2 separate regions of the Mus musculus genome follow, and region 1 is linked to region 2. The links are chromatin loops, found by intact Hi-C in ENCODE. Cell type or tissue: left cerebral cortex. All regions are shown on one strand. Each heading gives the region's core, and the rest is flanking DNA. Links, peaks and the distances in the headings are about the cores only.

The links. Peaks named below come from ENCODE experiments on the same cell type or tissue, not always from the same donor. Only the 100,000 strongest peaks of a DNase experiment are listed, where the experiment ranks them.
Region 1: a loop joins it to region 2, with 1.8 times the contacts of the local background. A loop is called at or near these places in 2 of 42 quality-filtered maps.

Annotation. Positions count from the first base shown.
Region 1 is chr10:121,296,732-121,305,784 of GRCm38, forward strand. Tbc1d30 (TBC1 domain family, member 30) reads right to left here. Exons shown (of 13, transcript NM_001361015.1): 5 at 7,615-7,740; 6 at 5,206-5,391; 7 at 1-129. Among named protein-coding and RNA genes, the nearest start is that of Tbc1d30, 50 kb to the right of the region's middle. In left cerebral cortex, for the core only: CTCF peaks have their summits at 876 (motif pointing left) and 5,345; DNase peaks (open chromatin) are centred at 1,121, 3,131, 5,360, 7,022 and 1 more place; H3K4me3 peaks cover 373 bases; H3K27ac peaks cover 2,042 bases.
Region 2 is chr10:121,471,437-121,480,489 of GRCm38, forward strand. It overlaps Rassf3 (Ras association (RalGDS/AF-6) domain family member 3), which reads right to left and starts at 4,814. Exons shown (of 5, transcript NM_138956.3): 1 at 4,567-4,814. The coding sequence starts at 4,674. In left cerebral cortex, for the core only: a CTCF peak has its summit at 5,507; DNase peaks (open chromatin) are centred at 1,077, 1,516, 2,274, 2,346 and 6 more places; H3K4me3 peaks cover 3,475 bases; H3K27ac peaks cover 3,962 bases.

The DNA of each region.
Region 1 (9,053 bases), core at 606-8,605, 170 kb before region 2:
GTGCTGAGACAGCTCGGGGAGCTTCAGTCTCAAGAGATCTCTGAAGACAGCCATATCCACAGACAGTGCCCGGAGATTATTGACAAAGTAGCTTTCGGGGAGTACCTTATCAATCAGATAAATCATAATCTAAAAATAAAAAAAATTTTAAAAATTAAAATTAAAAAAAGAAATCGCAAGCCTGCTTCATACCCTCCAGGATTTTAATATGCCCAAAATAAAAAATCACAGCAAAAAGACACAGAAGCAGCTGACCAAAGTTCCTCCTGATGCGTCAGAAACCAATTCGGGACTCACCTACACCACCCCCACCCCTCACCCTCCTGCAATGAGAAGGCGGCATAATTATCTAAGTAACCCAAAGTCAGCTATGCTGCGAGGTTTCTAAAAGGGCTGCCAGACCTGAGTTCACCCCATATGTAATTGCAATTATGCAACCCTCAGCTTCGCGGAGAGATGAGAAGGCACAGGTTCCCCCGCATTCAGCAGGACCCTCCATCCTCACTCCTGATGTCAGCGGTTTTACAACCTGGATATGAAAATCCCGAGAGCTGGCCCGTCATAAAACGCCCACGCTGAGGCAGGCCCCGGTACTCATGGCCACTTGGGCTATCAGCGTGGCCCACGCCGGCTTTGGAGAACATAAACTAGGCTTTGTTTGCACACTTGGTGCCTTTTTAAATCGGCGCTTCTGTCACATGGCTTCCTCAAATTACCACTTTCTTCTGACTGCCGTGCTCGCGTTGCCTTTCTAACGTGTCAAAAGCCACTCAAATGACCCAACAGAGCACAGGTCAGTTCTGTGCATAGCCTTTCGCAGGCAGCTTGAATGCTGGGTGATGCCCCGCCCCCTACTGCCTGACAGTCTAGCTCACTCTCCAGCGCACCAGATAAACAAAGACTAAAACCACAGCTAGCTCTGTACGCTAGTGGAAAAGTCCCCGCCTCAAAGGATTCCACAAAACTTCATTTTCAAAAAGGAAGTTAGGCCCGCCAAGGGCCCATTTTTTCCCCCACTTAATGGTTTGCAATTTCTCCTTCTCGGGTCCTAGTTCTGTAAGGGCCGGCTGCCGAAAACCCCCCTGGCAGCCTTCCATACAGGACAAGCAGGCCCAAGGAGCCACAGCTTTGTTTCATCGGGACAGGATTCACCACGTAAACATATCTCCTGAGCGGCAGCTCAGCCACAGGGAAAAAGGGAATCCACGCAGTCCCTGGGGGAGGTGAGGGTGCAGAAGGCTCTGGTGGGCATGGGTCAGGAAAAGGTGATAGAAAACAGTAAAGACAAAAAGTCATAATGTGGGGGCTCTGCCGAAGGTCCCGAGTTCAAATCCCAGCAACCACGTGGTGGCTCACAATCATCTGCCTGAAGACAACTACAGTGTACTTACATATAATAAATAAACCTTTTTACAAAAAAGTGATAATATGTACATCGTGATACTTCTTACCTATGTTATATAGTACCTGAGAAAACACATTTATTTATCTATGGCATTGGGGGCCAAACCCCTATACTAGGTGATATGAAAATCCCAAGAGCTGGTCTGTCATAAAACACCCACACAAGGCAGGCCTGGAGATGCACTCATAACCACCTGGGCTACCCCATACTCTAGGCAATCGACCTTGCCATTGAGCTGCAGCCCAGGCGAGCACAGTTCTATTAAATTGTGTCTTCTTTAAAACTGCTAAAGAAATGTTTCTCAGTCATGCTGTAATTCTTTTCTGCGCGTGTGCAGGCAGGCTGGGGGTCCTATGGAAGTGGTGTGTATATAGAAAGGACCAAGGCTGACACCAGATGCCCGTCACTTACCGAGGCAGGATCTCTTGCTGAGCCCAGAGCTAGTCTGGCTAGCTAGCTTGTTTGCTTAGGGATTGCCTGATGCTGCCTCTAAGAGGCAGGATGACAGGGATGCTGCACCTCCATTAGGCAGGATGACACACAGGCCATCTCAGTCACCTGTCTTTTATGTGATTTCTGGAGATCTGAACCATTTTTACCTGCTGAGTGTCCCTATGCCCCCAGTTATGCTTGTAATTCTATAACACAATAAAACTGTCGGTCTAAAGTCATCTCAAATTCTAACATCAGGTCAGCCTTCCCTCACTCTACCCATAATTCCAAGTGTCAGGCAGCCCGCCCTCACTCAATCCAAAATTCCAGGCGTCATGTCTTACGTTGCAAATTAAGATGAGGAAGAGGAAGAAGAAATAGGAGTGTGTCTGATTTTTAACCAATATTTCTAAACAAAACAGCTACAAAGGAAACGTGTGGCAAGGGCTGAGGAAGAGGGAAAGCGGCTTGCTCGTATCTGTTGTTTTAGCTCCCAGTGGCTAAAATGGCAACTGGAAAAGCAGACCTGCAATAGTCTCCTGGGTATCAGGCAGGTCCCCTCGTGAACCTCGCCTCCCTCTGCATGTGAGATGTCCGCCAAGGTCTACCCGTCCTCATGCACCAACCACAGACTACCATGGCATCTCACGGCACGCTCTGGACTCTTTTATTTTTTCTTTCTTTCTTTCTTCCTTTTGTTTAGTATTGGTTTGGGTTTTCTTTTAAAGCAGGATCAGACCTTGAACTTGTTATGCAGCCAAGGCTGTCCTTAAACTCCAGATCCTCTGGCTGGAGAGATGGCTCAGTGATTGAGGATACTGGCTGCTCTTCCAGAGGACCTGGGTTCAATTCCCAGCACCCACATGGCAGCCCACAACTCCAGTTCCAGGGGATCTGACACACTCACAGAGACACACCTGCAGGCAAAGCACCAATGCACATAAAATAAAGATTTAAAAAAAAATCATTAAACAAAAAAACAAAAACTCCTGATCTTCCTGCCTCCATGACTTAGTACTTAGGTTAGGTACCACCACCGCTAAACTCCAGTTCATCCTTTTTACGAGTTAATTTCTCAGGCATCACTGAGCCCATCTGAGACCTGATCGGCCTGCACACACCCCTCCCCCTAAGCCTCTCCATCCCACCTCCAAACAGAACCACCACGTACTCCAGCTTTGCAACAGAACACTCCCTATTTTAGACATGCAAATTACATCTGAGGAAAAACACTAAAGGCAGTGGACGGAATACATAAAATAGTTCTCTTTTATTTTTTTTTTTACTTTGACCGGGTTCGCTTCAAACTCACAGGCATCCTCCTGTCTCTACCTCCCATGCCCAGCTAAAATTGCTCCTTAATCTAAAGCATCCCAAAGCCATGCACTGCGTCCCTGCTGCCTTTTAGATGAGCCAGGAGCTTCATCGTCATTGCCTTCTATACATAAACAGAGAAAGAGAGACGGTGAGTGCGTTCGGGCTGGGTTTATAATTAAGTCTACCGTGATACGTCTACAACCGGGAGGAACGTTTGTTTATTTTTCCATATCACTGAGATATTCCCCACAGTCAAGGAGGTGGAGGCTTGGGTACAGAGATTAGATCTCAAACGGCACAAATCCTGCAGTCAACATCAGTGTGGAGGTTCAGCCATGAGACGGAGACTCACACTGCCCTGAGTATATGAGGCAACGGTACCCCTCCCCCAACATATGCATATATCCTGTGATGGTTTGAACGCAAATGGCCCCCGTAGGCTCATATATTTGAGGGTTTCATTCCTAGTTGGTGGGCTGTTTAGGAAGAATTAGGAAACTTGGCCTTGCTAGAGGAGGTGTGTCACTAGCAGTAAGCTGTAAGATTTCAAAAGTTTAGGCCAGGCCCAGTCAGTCAGTGTCTCTGTCTCCTTCCCTCCTCCCTCTCCTCCCTCCCTCCTTCCCTCCCTCCCTCCCTCCCTCCCTCTCCTTCCTCTCCTTCCTCCCTCCCTCCCTCCTTCCCTCTGGTTCTTTCTCCCTCCTGCCTGCAGATCAGGATGTGAGCTCTCAGCTACTGCTCCAGCCTAATGCCTCCCTGCCACCATGCTCCCTGCCATGATGGTCACAGAGCCATCCTCTGAAACTATAAGCAAGCCCCCAATTACATGCAGTCTTTTCCAAGCCTTGGTCATAAAGTCTCTTCATAGCAATAGAACAATGACTAAGACACTCTGTGGTGACTTACCCGCCCACCTTCAGACCTCTAACCTTACACCACCAGTGCTTTCAGAATTGCTTTCAACTAAAACAGGTCGTAGACATCAAAGATTCAAAGACACGTTTATTTCTGTATGCAGACACCTCCCATAGACGCATCTACTTACATCCTATACACCCTGCCCCAAATACAAACAAGTAAAGCAATCAAGTTAGGCAGGTCGCTGCTAATAGGATCCCCGTGTCGTGTGTGTGTGTGTGTGTGTGTGTGTGTGTGTGTGTGTTCTGTTTGTCTATCTGTCTCTGTCTCAATCTCTCTGCCACTCTCCTCTCTATCGACAGGGTCTCAAGTAGCTTGGGCTGGCCTTGAATTCGTTATGTACTGAGTATGGTCTTGAACTCAACCTGATGCTCGTGCCTCTGCCTCCCAAGTAGTCAAGCTGCAGAAATACACTAGCGCACCTGGTCTGTGCAGCGCTGGGAACTGAACCTTGTGAAGGTCAGGTGAGCATTCTGCTGCCTGAGCAACATCCCTGGCCTGGTAGTCCTTATGTAAGTCCTTCCCCTGGGATATAAACTGACCTGGTGACCATGGATATGGAAAAACAACAGCCACCACAGGGGACGTTTGGCTGTACATCTGTCATCTCCTCGGCCTTGCTCTTAGGGATGTCAGTCACCTGTCTGAGATGGGGGACATTTACATGGCAAGGAACTGAAAGGCCTTCAGCCAACCACCGAACCCCGGAGACCCTTCATTTCAACAGTGTGTGAGGAAGTTCTTGCCAACAACCACATAAACACGCCGCTGGACAAACACTCCTGCCATTTGGGCCTTCAAATAAGATCACAGCGGCCACCATCATGAATGCCAAAGTGGTGTGCACCTGAGCTGGCTCAGCCATGCCCAAATGTCTGACGGAAAGAAACTATGAAGAAATATACAAGAGAGAAAGAGAGAGAGAGAATTGACATAATCAATGCTTGCTTTTAAAGTGTCTTATGGAAGTGAAAACGTTCATAGTTGGCAGCTACGGCAGTCTGTCACCTCACATGGCTTTAACTTGGGGAGAATCCTACCACAGGTAATTACAAACGATCGCAAGGGGCAAGGCAGGAAAGAGTCATACCCCAATGTCAGCATTGCTGTTGCCCTGGTCTGAACCTGACACTCACCTTCAGCGCGTCCCCCTCGTTGCCCTCCATCACTTCCAGAATGAGGGCAGCCAGGATGTTGAAGCCTTGGCAGTACCCGACGTTCTTGTTCCACCGGGCGTAAGCCAATAGCACCCGCTTTAGTACCACCCTGTCTTGCTCTGCCTCCTGGCCACAGTAGGAACTACAGCCCGTGCGATGCAGATCCTAAGAAGGGAGGGGAACAGTTCTTAAATACCTCCTGCCGTGGTTGGAACAAGTCCTGGCCTTCAAGGAGCAAAGAGCTTGGCTCTACACACTTCCCACCATGATGGCTCCCCCGCCTCAGACGTAAAGCAACGGATCAGCAGACCTTCCTGACCAGTGAGCCAAATATCTTGTGAGTTGACCATCTCAGGTATTCTCCACTGCCTGGTCACATGATTGAAAGCTGACTAACAAACCTAACACTCCCTCAGGGAAAAATACCTGAATTTTTTTTTCTTCATTTCACCTTTACCTCTATGAGCATAGATATTCACCTTTTTTGCTTTTAATTTATAAGCAACGTATATACATGAGCCAAAACGCTCTTAAATTTTTTGTTTTCCTACTGTTTTCAACTATGCAGTCTGAGAAAGAATCGCAAGAGTGAGTTTAGTCAGTCAAATGTTCCTTAGAATGCTTCCTGAGCAACACAAAAGGTTACTCAGTTAAAAAAAAAAAACTCCATTAAAATTTCATGTAAATTGAGAGCCTTTTTAAAGATGTATATTAGTCATATATATATATATATATATATATATATATATATATATTTGTTTCAACATATGAGAGGTGCTAAGATTAATCCTTTGAACAAAATATGGTATAAGATTTAGCTGCTAAAGCCCTAATACTAAAGACTAAAATTAAAACAGCAAAGTTATCAAGTATTACACAGAGAAATCAGCCTTTGCCAATTAGTCTATACATTTCTACAGTGTAGGTAATAACACCTGCTGCTCTGTAATAACATGGAGCTAATATCTATAATTGAATTACTAAGATGAAGCTATGGTTTTCAGGAGAGACAGTTTCACTGATTAGCACTCGCTTCACTGAAAAAGATCCTTTTAGTAGCATGATTATAAAATGTGTGTTGCCTAAGCTGGTCACGGTGGGAACCTCCTCTGACCCCAGCACACTCAGGAGGAGAGGCAGGGGGATTTCTGTGAGTCCAAGGCCAGCCTGGTGTACATAGTGAGTTCCAAGCCAAACAAGTCTCAAAAAAAACAAAAAACAAAAAACAAAAACAAAAACAAAACAGGGCTGGAGGGATGGCTGGGTAGATAAGAGTACTGGATGCTCTTCCAGAAGCCATGGGTTCAAATCCCAGCATCCAGATGGTAGCTCATAACTGACTGTAGCTCAAGTTCCAAAGGATCCGTTGCCCTCACCTGGCTTCTGTAGGTACCAGAAATGTCACAGACACACATGCTAATGAGACACCATATACATTAAATAGCATAACCTGTTTAAAGTGCACGGACAGCCTTAATTCGTAAGTTAAACAGAAAGGGAATATTTCAAGTATGGAATTTTGTCTCTATGAAACCTATGCTGAAATTCCAAATAAAACATTGAAATGCAGACAATGCAAAGCACGCAACGTGCCGTGCAGAGATTTTTAAAAAATGTTCATTTGAAACAAACCAACTTAGAGCAGAAAGTAGCTCATTTTAGTTTGTTCTTCCTTTTTTTTTTTAAATGGATTTAAATGTGCCAGCACATTAGCCATCTTGTGGTGGCCAAAATGTAGATGAGACAGCCTTCCTTTTCAAATCCCAGCTTAGCATTCCACTGTGGAACACTCACAAAGTCAAAGCCCACGTGCCTGAGCCTTATGGACAAGGATTATTCTGGTACCACAAGAAACCAGCATCTTGGCTCTTAGCACCAAGCTCTTATCAACTGCCGCAATGCAGGTGTGCAATCAGAGCTGCCCCCATAGCGGACTAGAACACTAAGCACAGATCCATCAGCCAACACACCTACTATAAATTAACAGTGAGACTAGCAAAAACTCTAATAAGAGCCAAATGTTGCTAATATGAAATATATTCACCTTTGAATCTCTCAGTCCGATGACTTTCATGTAAAAGTACAATTGGTATCCCTGACCCGTACCAGAGAAAATAAAAAGGAATTCCTCCTATCGTGTGACCAAACTAAATAAATTGGATATGTATGGGAGCTCGCTCATGTTCTCCTCTTACTGGCAACATTTAAATTTATGAAGACAGGATACGGTCAAGTTCTCCGTACAAACGCTAAGGATTGATGGAGTGAGGTCGTAAGGAGATGCTCAGACTCCGCGCAGAGGTCATGTGATCCTCTGCATAGGGAATGCTTGGCTCTTAGCGTCCTTCTTCCTGCATTAGAACGGGAAGCTGAGCTCAGCATCGTTACCTTGACGATTTGAATTCCCATGGAGTCGTCATCCGGGTTGCTTCTCTCATTGAAAGTGAAACGCATGGTTTTGTCCCAGTCGATGGCTATACTGTGCAGATAATGATCCGCCAAGGTCAACCAAACCTAAAGGGTTGCACAAGTAGAGAAGACTGGAGAAGCAGAATCGCCACTTTCATTAGTAAGCTTGGACTGCATCCCGGAAGAGCTAGCTGGGAACTGTTCGGAGGCCGGGGCTAGCTCGGGCATACAAGTCTAGTTTACTGGAGTAAAGTGAACCCTCTGGGGCTTTTTGTTCTTTCTTGCAATAAATATTTGTTGAGTTCTACTATATGCCAAATAACAATCTGATCATTAGAGAAGAAAATAACCAGGTTTTATTTTTCTTTTACTTCGGGTAATTCAATAGTCTGTATAATTCTATGACCTTGTTTTGCTTAATTCTAAATCATTCTCTGCTTGGGCAACAGCTGCTTGGCCACACACGAACCGTTTTTTCCCATGAAGACCTCTGCCTTAAAACTCCCCCTACACACCCCCTCCATACACACAATCCTGACAGGTAAATACCCAGAGTCGCTGAGTATTTTAATTCCCTTACCTGACCAAGAAAATCTAATTCTGAACAATGAATTTCATAATTCCGTGTTAATATTCACTTGAGAAACACTCGGTGTTCAAATTCCAACATTATGATTAGGTTTATAAATTAATAACTTTAGAGTTCTTTTTAAATTTCAGTACTTGGACATATTTTGGCAGGAACAGCATTGATTAATATCCCTAAGCAGACTTCCAAGCATCAGAGTCCTGCCCAAATGCCCACCAGATACCTTTGTGTTAGAGATGAATGGGGCATCCCAACAGATTCATATTCATCATTCATTCATTCATTCATTCATTCATTCATATTCTCTCTCTCTCTCTCTCTCTCTCTCTCTCTCTCTCACACACACACACACACACACACATATTCCGGTTATACACACAGACATACACACACCTGTTCCTCCCACCTACACTAACGACAGCTCTACCTTTCCAGAACTTGAGCCAAAATCTTGACATCCCGTTTATATCTTATAGTCATCCGACCCTTCATCTAAGCTCAGGCTTCAAAACGCAAAAGGCCAGTTACCACCACCCCGGCCTGTTTCTTGCCTGACTTATGATAGTCTATGTGCCTCCTGGCTGTACCCTCACATCTCAGAGGCTCACCAGCAGATGGAGTAACCCATCTGACAAGACTGCTCTGAACTTCCCAGTACTTCCTCTCTCACACTGACACAGAAGAGCCCTTCTGCTTCTACAGCCTGGGAGGGGCCCAGCCACTCACTCATCTAGCTGTAGCTAGACGCCCCGCCCCCTGCTTCCCACTGCCTCTAGGCACCTCCCACCTTTGTCTCCTACGTTCCTGAGAACTTGGTCCAGATGCTCTC
Region 2 (9,053 bases), core at 755-8,754:
GCACCTGGACATACACACTACTCTAGTTTTCTGCTATGGTTCCGAAAATTGGCCCAAGGATGTCTAATGTCCTTTGAGCCTCCTATTGTGACCTTTTGAAATGGCAGTTACTTATGCCAGGGAGGGAAGAGAAAGCAAGGGGCTGACATTCAGGGCTAAGAGCTGGGGATCAGACCCCACTGAGAAGAATGGGACTGACCTCGTGTGTGACTAGACAAATAATGGTCACAGGATGACAGGCACTGGCTGCCCAAGGAAGGCTAAAGAGAAGAACTACATCATTGGATATTTTTAGTCCTTTTTTTTTTTTTTTTTTTGTCACTGCACTCAAATCATTGTAAATCTTGCATGTTTGCCAGGAGAGGAAACACAGCCGCGCATACCGCTCATTCGAGGTTGCAGAAGGCTGGGGACTGATTTCCCTTTGAGATTCAGTGAGAGAAATATGCCTTTGTGCATCTTGCTGACACAATCACAAATGCTCAGTGGATTAAGACTGTAAGAACAGTCATGTCGGGGAGATGTGCACTGTAAACGGCTTCTGCCAGGCAAAAATGCTGGTGGGGGCTGTCTCAGCTGTTAACAGCACCAGCTGCTCTTCCAGAGGACCAGGGTTCAATCCCCAACACCCACATGGCAGTTCACAACTACCTCTTAACTCCAGTTCCAGGCTGCTCTGGCAACTCCTGGTCTCTGCAGGCATCAGGCAAGGATGGCGTATACAGACACTTGCAAACAAAACACCATACACATAAAATAAAATAATATTAAAAAAAAAAAGTACTGCTGGTGGAAATACTTGTACTCAGTTATATAGGATTAAAATTGATATAGCTAAAATACTGCTGATATTGGGAGCCACTTTTTGCCCAAGTGAACGACCTCCAAAACTTCCAGAAGAAACACTAATAAAGGGAGAGCAGGGGCTGGAGAGATGGCTCACTGGTTAAGACCACTGGCTGCTCTTGCAGAAGACAAAAGTGTGGTTCCTAGCACCCACACGGCAGCTCATAGCCATCTGGAACTCCAGTCCCAGGGAACCCAAGGTTCTGACCTCCAAGGTACTATATATACATCGTGCAGACATACATGTAGCAGGCAAAGCACCATACACAAAGGTTATCTATCCCCTCAGCTGGGAGGGAAGGCATGAGCCGGGAGGAAACTCAGTGCAAGCAGTGGAATGCTTGTCCCATGAGCACCAAGCCCTGGGGTTTGATCCCCAGCATCCCAGGAAACTGGGCATGACTCCCTGAACTTAGGGGGAGGTGGGAGGATCAAGAGGTTCAAGGTCTTACATAGAGAGCTGTGTAGCCCAGCCTGGGCTACATGGGACTGTCTCAAAAAAAAAAAAAAAAAAAAAAAGGCCACATAGAAGATTAGCAGATTGTATTACTAGTTTTAGGCTGCGCGTATGTTCTAGGCAGTTTGATTTTAGTAACTACAGAACATTTTTGGTTCTGCTTATAAAACTAAGAATAGGCGGCTCCTCTGAAGCCTGGCGAATCCACACACCAGAACTGAGCACTGCCAAGATATTCTGTGCAGCAGAGTCAGAATCCTAAGAAAGCCTTAGTATACACATGTCCATATTTAAAGGGAACACAGCATCTTAAGCTACGCTTCTGCTGAGAAAGCAGCTGACCCACGCTCCGGCCTTCCTAGCATCTAGTAGGGGCCTTAGACAGCCGCTCAACAGTCTCTCCTCTCCGAAGAGCAGTGTTCTTGGGAGAACCATGAGATAAGACACGTTTGAGAGCGGTGAAGAGCCAAGTATCTTCAAACCAGGAAAGGGATCATCTAACCAGTGTTCACTAAGCAACTGCACAGTGAAGCATTGGCTGGGGGGGGGGGGGCACATTAACACCCCCTCAAAGCCTCTTTTTTTTTTTTTTTTTTTTTTAAGACCAACATGGTACAAAATAAAAGGAGAAAAGGACACCATTTTCTTTATGACTCTTTCTGTTATCGTTGGAGATGGGGAGAAGTTGAATGTTTCCTGGCCTGGCAAGAGAAGAAAGAAAATGTCTACCCCTGACTCTCCAAACACACCCCCTCTCCTCAGCCTGTATTCAGCCGAGCCCTCTTGCTTTCTTTGAATATTCGCAAGGGTTCCAGAAACCATCCTTCCTAGCTTTCCCAGCAGGTGGTACAGCCTACGGGAGGCGGGCGGGGGGGCGGGGGGGGGGGGATCTGTGCAAGCAAGAATGGATCCTTATGGCTCTCCCCACCTTCTAGGGAAGAGGTAGAAGTACCCGTGTAAGAAGTGTTTCTTTTGCCCCTATAATCATATCAAAGTGAAGAAGTGTTATCTGACCCGACCCAAAAGACACACTCTACCGTTGGCGTGCATGGCTTTGCGAGCGTTACTTCCTCGTTCACAAATATGTAATCAGGAACTTAAGATACACTCACTTCTTTAAATAAAACACAAGTCGCTTGCTGCAATCCAAGGTGCAGACAGGCGTGGCTGCAGGGGCAGAGGAGGTAAGGCAGGTGGATCTCCATGCACTGAGGCCAGCCTGGCTCACACGATGAGTTCCTGGACAGGCAAGGCTATGTACAGACCATGTCTCAAAAATAAACAAACAAACTCAGGCTTCAGAAACCCTTCTAACCAAGAGCCCTTTCTTTAACACACGCGTGTGATGCCAGAAAACAGGCCACAGAGCTTCAAATAGACAGTGAATGGCTCCACCCAGGAAGTGGATGTTACTGCCCTGATTTTCAACACGTCATACAGTCATGTCAGTGCTCAATGGACAATATTGCATGATATATACAGACACAGTTAGAGGACGGTTACCAAAGTGGTTACGTATAACCTAGACTCTCTTAATGTACATAAACCTCACAGAAATGCTGCTTAAAGTGTGTGTGTGAAGGGGGGGGGGGTCTGGATAATGACCTTGAATTGCTGATCTTCCTGCCTGCACACAGACAGGCAGACAGACAGACAGACACACTACTGTGAACTACAACCCCATATTATGCAGTAAGTACTAGGCAAGCTACTAGCTACATCCCCAGCTGCCGCTTCAACTACTAAAAAGCAGGAACAAGATTCTTGACTTCCAACCACAGCATTCTGGCTGGACCCCCGTGGAGGGGACTCCCACACCGGTAGAATTCAAGAACCCCCTGGTTTTCTGGAAATTACCAGGCACTTCTGGAATACAAGTCAAACTGGCTCAAGCTCTTTACAAGGCAAACGGGAGGGGAATATGTAAAGTGGTGAAGAACCCCAATGAGGGAAAAACTAGATGAGAAAGGGGGAAAAGGCCATTTCTTGTCTGCCCCACAGGAGGTAGGCCAGGCAGTGTGGGAGTGGGAGTCGTGGGTAATCTCTGACTTCCAAATTCCCCCATTAGCACATTCTACTGAAAATAAAAGGTCACCCTAGTAAACGGAGCAACCTGAAGTCTGAGGATAAAGGCATGCTACCACCCACCCTAGCTAGCCCTTCACTAGGGGACTAGTTGTTAGCAATAATGACCTCATCCTAGCCTTTCACCCTCCTCCTCCTCTTAGTTTGGAAATCTAATAGACCAAAAAGCCTAGAACTTCCAAATCTGATAAAGGAGTTTTACTTTAGAAAACAACGGCCTGTTAAACTTAAAAGGGTTGGCAAGGGCAGTCTGGGCAGAGATTTCTCTCCACCAAAATCCCCATCACTGGGCCTCTGAACGATTAGTTTCTCTTGTTTTTCATCTCCAGAGTTGACAGAAACCTCTGGTGTGCGTCTGTGGTGTTTTTAGGAGCAACAAGTTTGTTCCGTTAAAGCTCCTATATCTGACGAGAGCGTGGCCGAGCTGGCCAGGCTCCCTGGTGCGGCTTCCAGGGCCAGAAGGCCACCGGTTAAGCGCCGACCTTACAAGTCCGGCCAAAGTGCCCCATTTGGAAGACGCCCCTAAAAAAAAATAATAATAATCCCTGTCCCGATCTGTGAAACTGGCACAACTTCCCGTACTGTCTTTTCCCAAGCCACGCTTCCCACGGCACCCTTCCTCCAAAAAAGGAAGAAATCGGCGTAAGGCTCAGCCCTCTGGAGCTAAGTCTACCCAGGACGTCCGCAGGACCCGCAAACCGGACCTGATGAGACCCAGACTTTAGTGAGCACCGACGATCGCCCGGTCCCTTTACCCTGCAGCTTGCCCGCACCGGGGCTGCTCGGTCACTTTGGGCTATTGCGTGCCCTCAAGCCACTCAGGGCCATCGAGCAAACTGCAGCTAGAAGCAAACTGCAGCCAGGACGGCGCGGTGACCCGGCCGTCGCCCCGAAGGGCTGTCGGGGGAGCCATCCCGAGTGGCCCGGGGACCTCCCGGCTCTTTGGAGCTGCTCCCGCAGCCGGCGTCCCCCAAGCAGAGAGGCCCAGGCCATCTGGCTCCGCGCCCTTCCACCTCCTTCCTTCGCCTCGGGCGGCCCACGCCCACTGCACAGGCTCCCAGCACCTTTCAGGCGCCGAAAGGGCAAAGGCCACTCTCAGAGCCCCGCAGCCCTCGGGCGAGCATCGCCCAGCGCGGGCGCAGACACGTGGAGCCAAGACCCCCGAGCACGCCACTCACCGGCTGACCCGAACGGGACTTGCCCGGAGGCGCTCTCCTGAAGAAGGAGGTCCTGGCGGTGAAGAAAAAGTCCTCGTCCTCCTCGAGGCTGCTGTAGCCGCTGCTCATGCTGCTGGTCCGGTTGCGCGCAGGGGGCCTCCCCGGGGCGCAGGCGGCCAGGCCGGGGTGCGGCGCCCGCCCGCCCCGTGAGGTTCCCGGCGCGCGGCCCCGAGCCGCCGGCAAGCCGTCCTGCTGCAGCTGCAGCCGCCGCTCAAGCCGCCGTCTGGTCCCCTCCCGCAGGATCAGCCGCCCTCTCCGGGCGCCTCCCGGCTCTGGTGCGCCACGACCCCGCCCCCTCCTGGACCCAGCCCCCCACGCCTGGCAAGGCCCCACCCACCTCAAACCAGACCCCGCCCAGCCAAGACCCCGCCCCCAGCCCGTCAAGGACCCAGCACACGCCACGCCCCTGCTACCAAGGCCCCGCCCAGGCCCCGCCCCACGGGCCTCCGCTGCTGCGTCCTGCCCAGCTCCGCGCGCGCAGGTGGGGCCCCGCCCGCGGCCCTCAGCCACGCCCCTCCGTCCTAGCACCGGTGGACTGTTGGAGGAAGGTGGGTTCGAGCACCGCCCCTGCTGGAACAGTTCTCCCGAGGGCTTCCCCAACCTCCCGGAATCTGCAAACTCCTCAGTGATTTCCCGTCACTGGAGCCGAAGTTTTGGAGAGGGCGGCAATATAATGGAGAACTTTTCCCACTCTCCTTCGGGCTCGGCCTTGGTGGAAACGGTCTGGGTCGAGGGGGTCGAGCCACGCGTGCGGCTGGCCCCTCCCAAACCGTTATAAGTTAGCAGAGGTGGGTGGGGTAAGAGCGACTGGGTTGTGCTTATTTGAAAGAAAACATCCTCTCTGGTTCTTTTGAACTTCGGTGGTAAAGCTTTCCCGCCTCCCTGTGGCGAAGGCGTGTCCCAAATGTGGATGGCTAAAGCAGTTGAGAATTTGGGGGACAAATTTCATAATCACCGAACAATCCAGTACTTTTAATTTAAATGCACTTTGGAAATGTCGCCTCCCACAAGCAACCTTACATGGTCACCCCATGGGGGAGCAAGTAGATTAGACCACTCCGTTCTCACCCACACAACAAAAAACAAGGTTTCCCTTCGGGAATCTGCTAAATTTTTAAAATGCGACTTTTTTTTTTTTTTTTTTTTTTTGCTTAGGGTGACCTGGGGGGTCGTTTTCCCCTTGGCGTGATGGAGTTGACTTGAGTCCTACTAACTTGCTTGCAAGAGACCTTGATGGGAAAGAGGGTTTGAAGCTTTAAGGCTGCTATGATATGCAGGCCGTAGCAGAATTTTTGTTTTGTTTTTTAAGGAGTTTTTTAAAAGAGAAACTCGTCATTGCTTATGGCTAAGCCCTTTTCTCCTCTACTCCCCCAGTGCTGTGACTAAAACATAAAGGTAGCAGTCGCCTTCAGGCTGAGACCCGCTGCTTCTGTGGCGTTTTTGTGTACCCTTCCTGGAATCAGGACTGAGTGCCTAATCGTCACTTGAGAACGAGAAGGGGGGAAAGCCAGACCGGAGAGAAGTCTGGGACAAGGGAAAGAAATGGCTCCTGTGTAGTTCCTTCCTCCCTCGGGCAGAAAGAAGGCTGACTTATCTGCCTTCCTGCAGATTTATTCACGTGTTCAGCATGCAAACTGGCCTTTCACTCCAGGGAACTCACCCCCAGAGGGGCCTTAGAGTCACAGCCTATTTTAAAGCCCTTACTTGAAAGACTTCTTCCCAGGCACCACTCGACTATGGATGACTAGAAAGCAGAGTCTGGCTTTACTCTTCCTTTAGCCGGAAAGCCTTACTTTACAGGTTCCTTGTGTACTTAGGAGCCAAATGTAAGAGAAGAGGACAATCACTCCATGCAAGATTTGTCTTCTTTAACTCCTACTGTGACATCATTCAGATAATGCCATATTGAAATAACAGGGGCTTCAGTTAAATACTCCAGTTTGAGTAGTGGGTGGGTTAAAGATTTATTGATTTGTTGATTTATTATGTATATAATGTTCTCCCTGCATGTATGCCTTTAGAGGAGGGTACCAGATCTCATTGTAGATGGTTGTGAGCCACCATGTGGTTGCTGGGAACTCAGGACCTTGTGACCTGAGCCATCTCTCCAGCCTGGGGTAAACGATTTAACAAACGTGTTTTATTATATTATTATATTTATATTATATTATCCATGCGTCACCTAGAGTAGACACAGACACAGAAACAGAAAAGATCTTTCATGGTTTGGATTGGTTTTTGTTTTGTTTTCTTTTGCTTTTGGGTCTCCTGGCTGTCCTGGAGCTCACTTTGTAGACCAGTCTGGCCTCGAACTCAGAAATCTGCCTGCCTCTGCCTCCCAAGTGCTGGCATTAAAGGCGTGCACCACCACTGCCCTGCCCTTTCATGATATTTTTTTTAAAGATTTATTTATTTATTATATGTAAGTACACTGTAGCTGTCTTCAGACACTCCAGAAGAGGGCATCAGATTTCGTTACAGATGGTTGTGAGCCACCATGTGGTTGCTGGGATTTGAACTCCGGACCTTCGGAAGAGCAGTCGGCGCTCTTAACCACTGAGCCATCTCGCCAGCCCCCTGATGTTATTTTTAAGGGGAAGAGTCTACATTACATTTTATGGCTGTCAGCACCCCATCAGAATCATTTAGGCTTGCTGCCTTTTAACTTTTAGAAATTAGTGTTTGTGGGCAGGTGCCCCTGCCATGGCTTGCCTGTGGAAGGAAGAGGGCAGCTTTGTGCTGTCAGTTCTCCTGACGTAGTTACACGGGCCCTGGCCCCTGAACCCGGGTGGCTGGTCCTGAACCACAGGCAACTTTACTGACTGACCCATCTCATTGGCCTCGTGAGAACCACTTGTTTAAAAAAATAATCATAATTCGGAAGAGGGGTAGTCCAGGGTGGATCACCTTTATTAACGGGGTCCTGGGGTTTTACTGAACAGGCCTGAAGCTAAGAAAGTCTGGTTCTGCCACGGGGTGGCACACGCCTTTAATCCCAGCAGAGAAGCAGAGGCAGGCAGATCTCTGAGTTCTAGAACATCCAGGGTCACATAGAGACTCCATCTCAAACACACACACACACACACACACAAAGTATGACTAAGGAAAGTCTCTGCTTCTAGGAACAAAAAGTAAAAGCCATATTTCTATATTTTTCACATAGCATCATTTTAAATAAAAGCTGAGTTTTAAGATTTGACTCACAGAGCCAGGCCGTGGTGGCACGCGCCTTTAATCCCAGCACTTGGGAGGCAGAGGCAGGCAGATTTCTGAGTTCGAGGCCAGCCTGGTCTACAAAGTGAGTTCCAGGACAGCCAGGGCTACACAGAGAAACCCTGTCTCGAAAAAAAAAAAAAAAAAAAAAAGATTTGACTAACGGGACTTAGAGATTGTAAAAAACTCAACATGCCTTGCTAAACAGTTAAACAGTCTTATCATTTAAAATCCAAGGAAAGGGAAGGGTAGAGTAAATAAAAGAGACTCAGGCAGGCTCAGGTTTGAAAGGCCTTATTGTCAAACACAGACGTGAATTTGTGAGTGGAGTGAATCACCACACATGTCCCACTGATAGAGGAGCCTATTGGCTTAGATTCTCATCAAATGCCTGCATAGCTTTTCTTTCCATGTTAATTGGGGAACATACTTAAAGTAAATGTATACAAAGTAGCTTTGTCAGAGAGAGGAGCAAAGTAATACATGCATCCTCTGTAGAGAAGGTGAGGGAGGCTAAGGGCTTAGTCCTGTACAGTGTCTGGGAAATGCTTTTCCGGCAGAATGAAGAGCGTGTGTAAAGGTCCTGTGGCAGGAGAGTGCTCGGCAGATCCAAACAACAGCCAGCACATCAATGTTTTCTAACTGTGTGAGTGGAAGGTGAGTGTTGGGAACTTTTGTCAGAGAGTAACAGAAAATCCCTAACAGATGTAGCTTGGTGGGCAGAGTACTTTCTTAGCATGTACAAGAGACCCTGGGTTCAATCCCCAGCACTGAAAAAAAAAAAAAAGGTAAAAATGTAACAACCACAGAAAAGTCACTGTTCTGTAAAGGTTTTTGCTTTGTTTTGTTTTTAACCAGAGATTTTGAGCAAAGGGATAATGATATTTGACTTGCCTTTATAAATCACTCAGTACTGAGCAGAGAGTAGAGTTAAATGATACAGGAACTTGGGGTCTAGAGGGATGGCTCAGTGGCTAAGAGTGCTAACTGTTCTTCCAGAGGACCCAGGTTCGATTCCCAGCACCCACATGGCAGCTTAAATCTGTCTGTAACTAATACCCTCATATAGACATACATGCAGGCAAGACACCTATGCACATGAGATAAAAACAAACATCTTTTAGAATGATATGAACACTCAAACAAATAAAACAAGGAGGTCCATTTTTTTTCACTCCTGAAATCAGCCAGCATGATTGTAAGGCATGTGTGACACAATCACATCTGTGTACCTG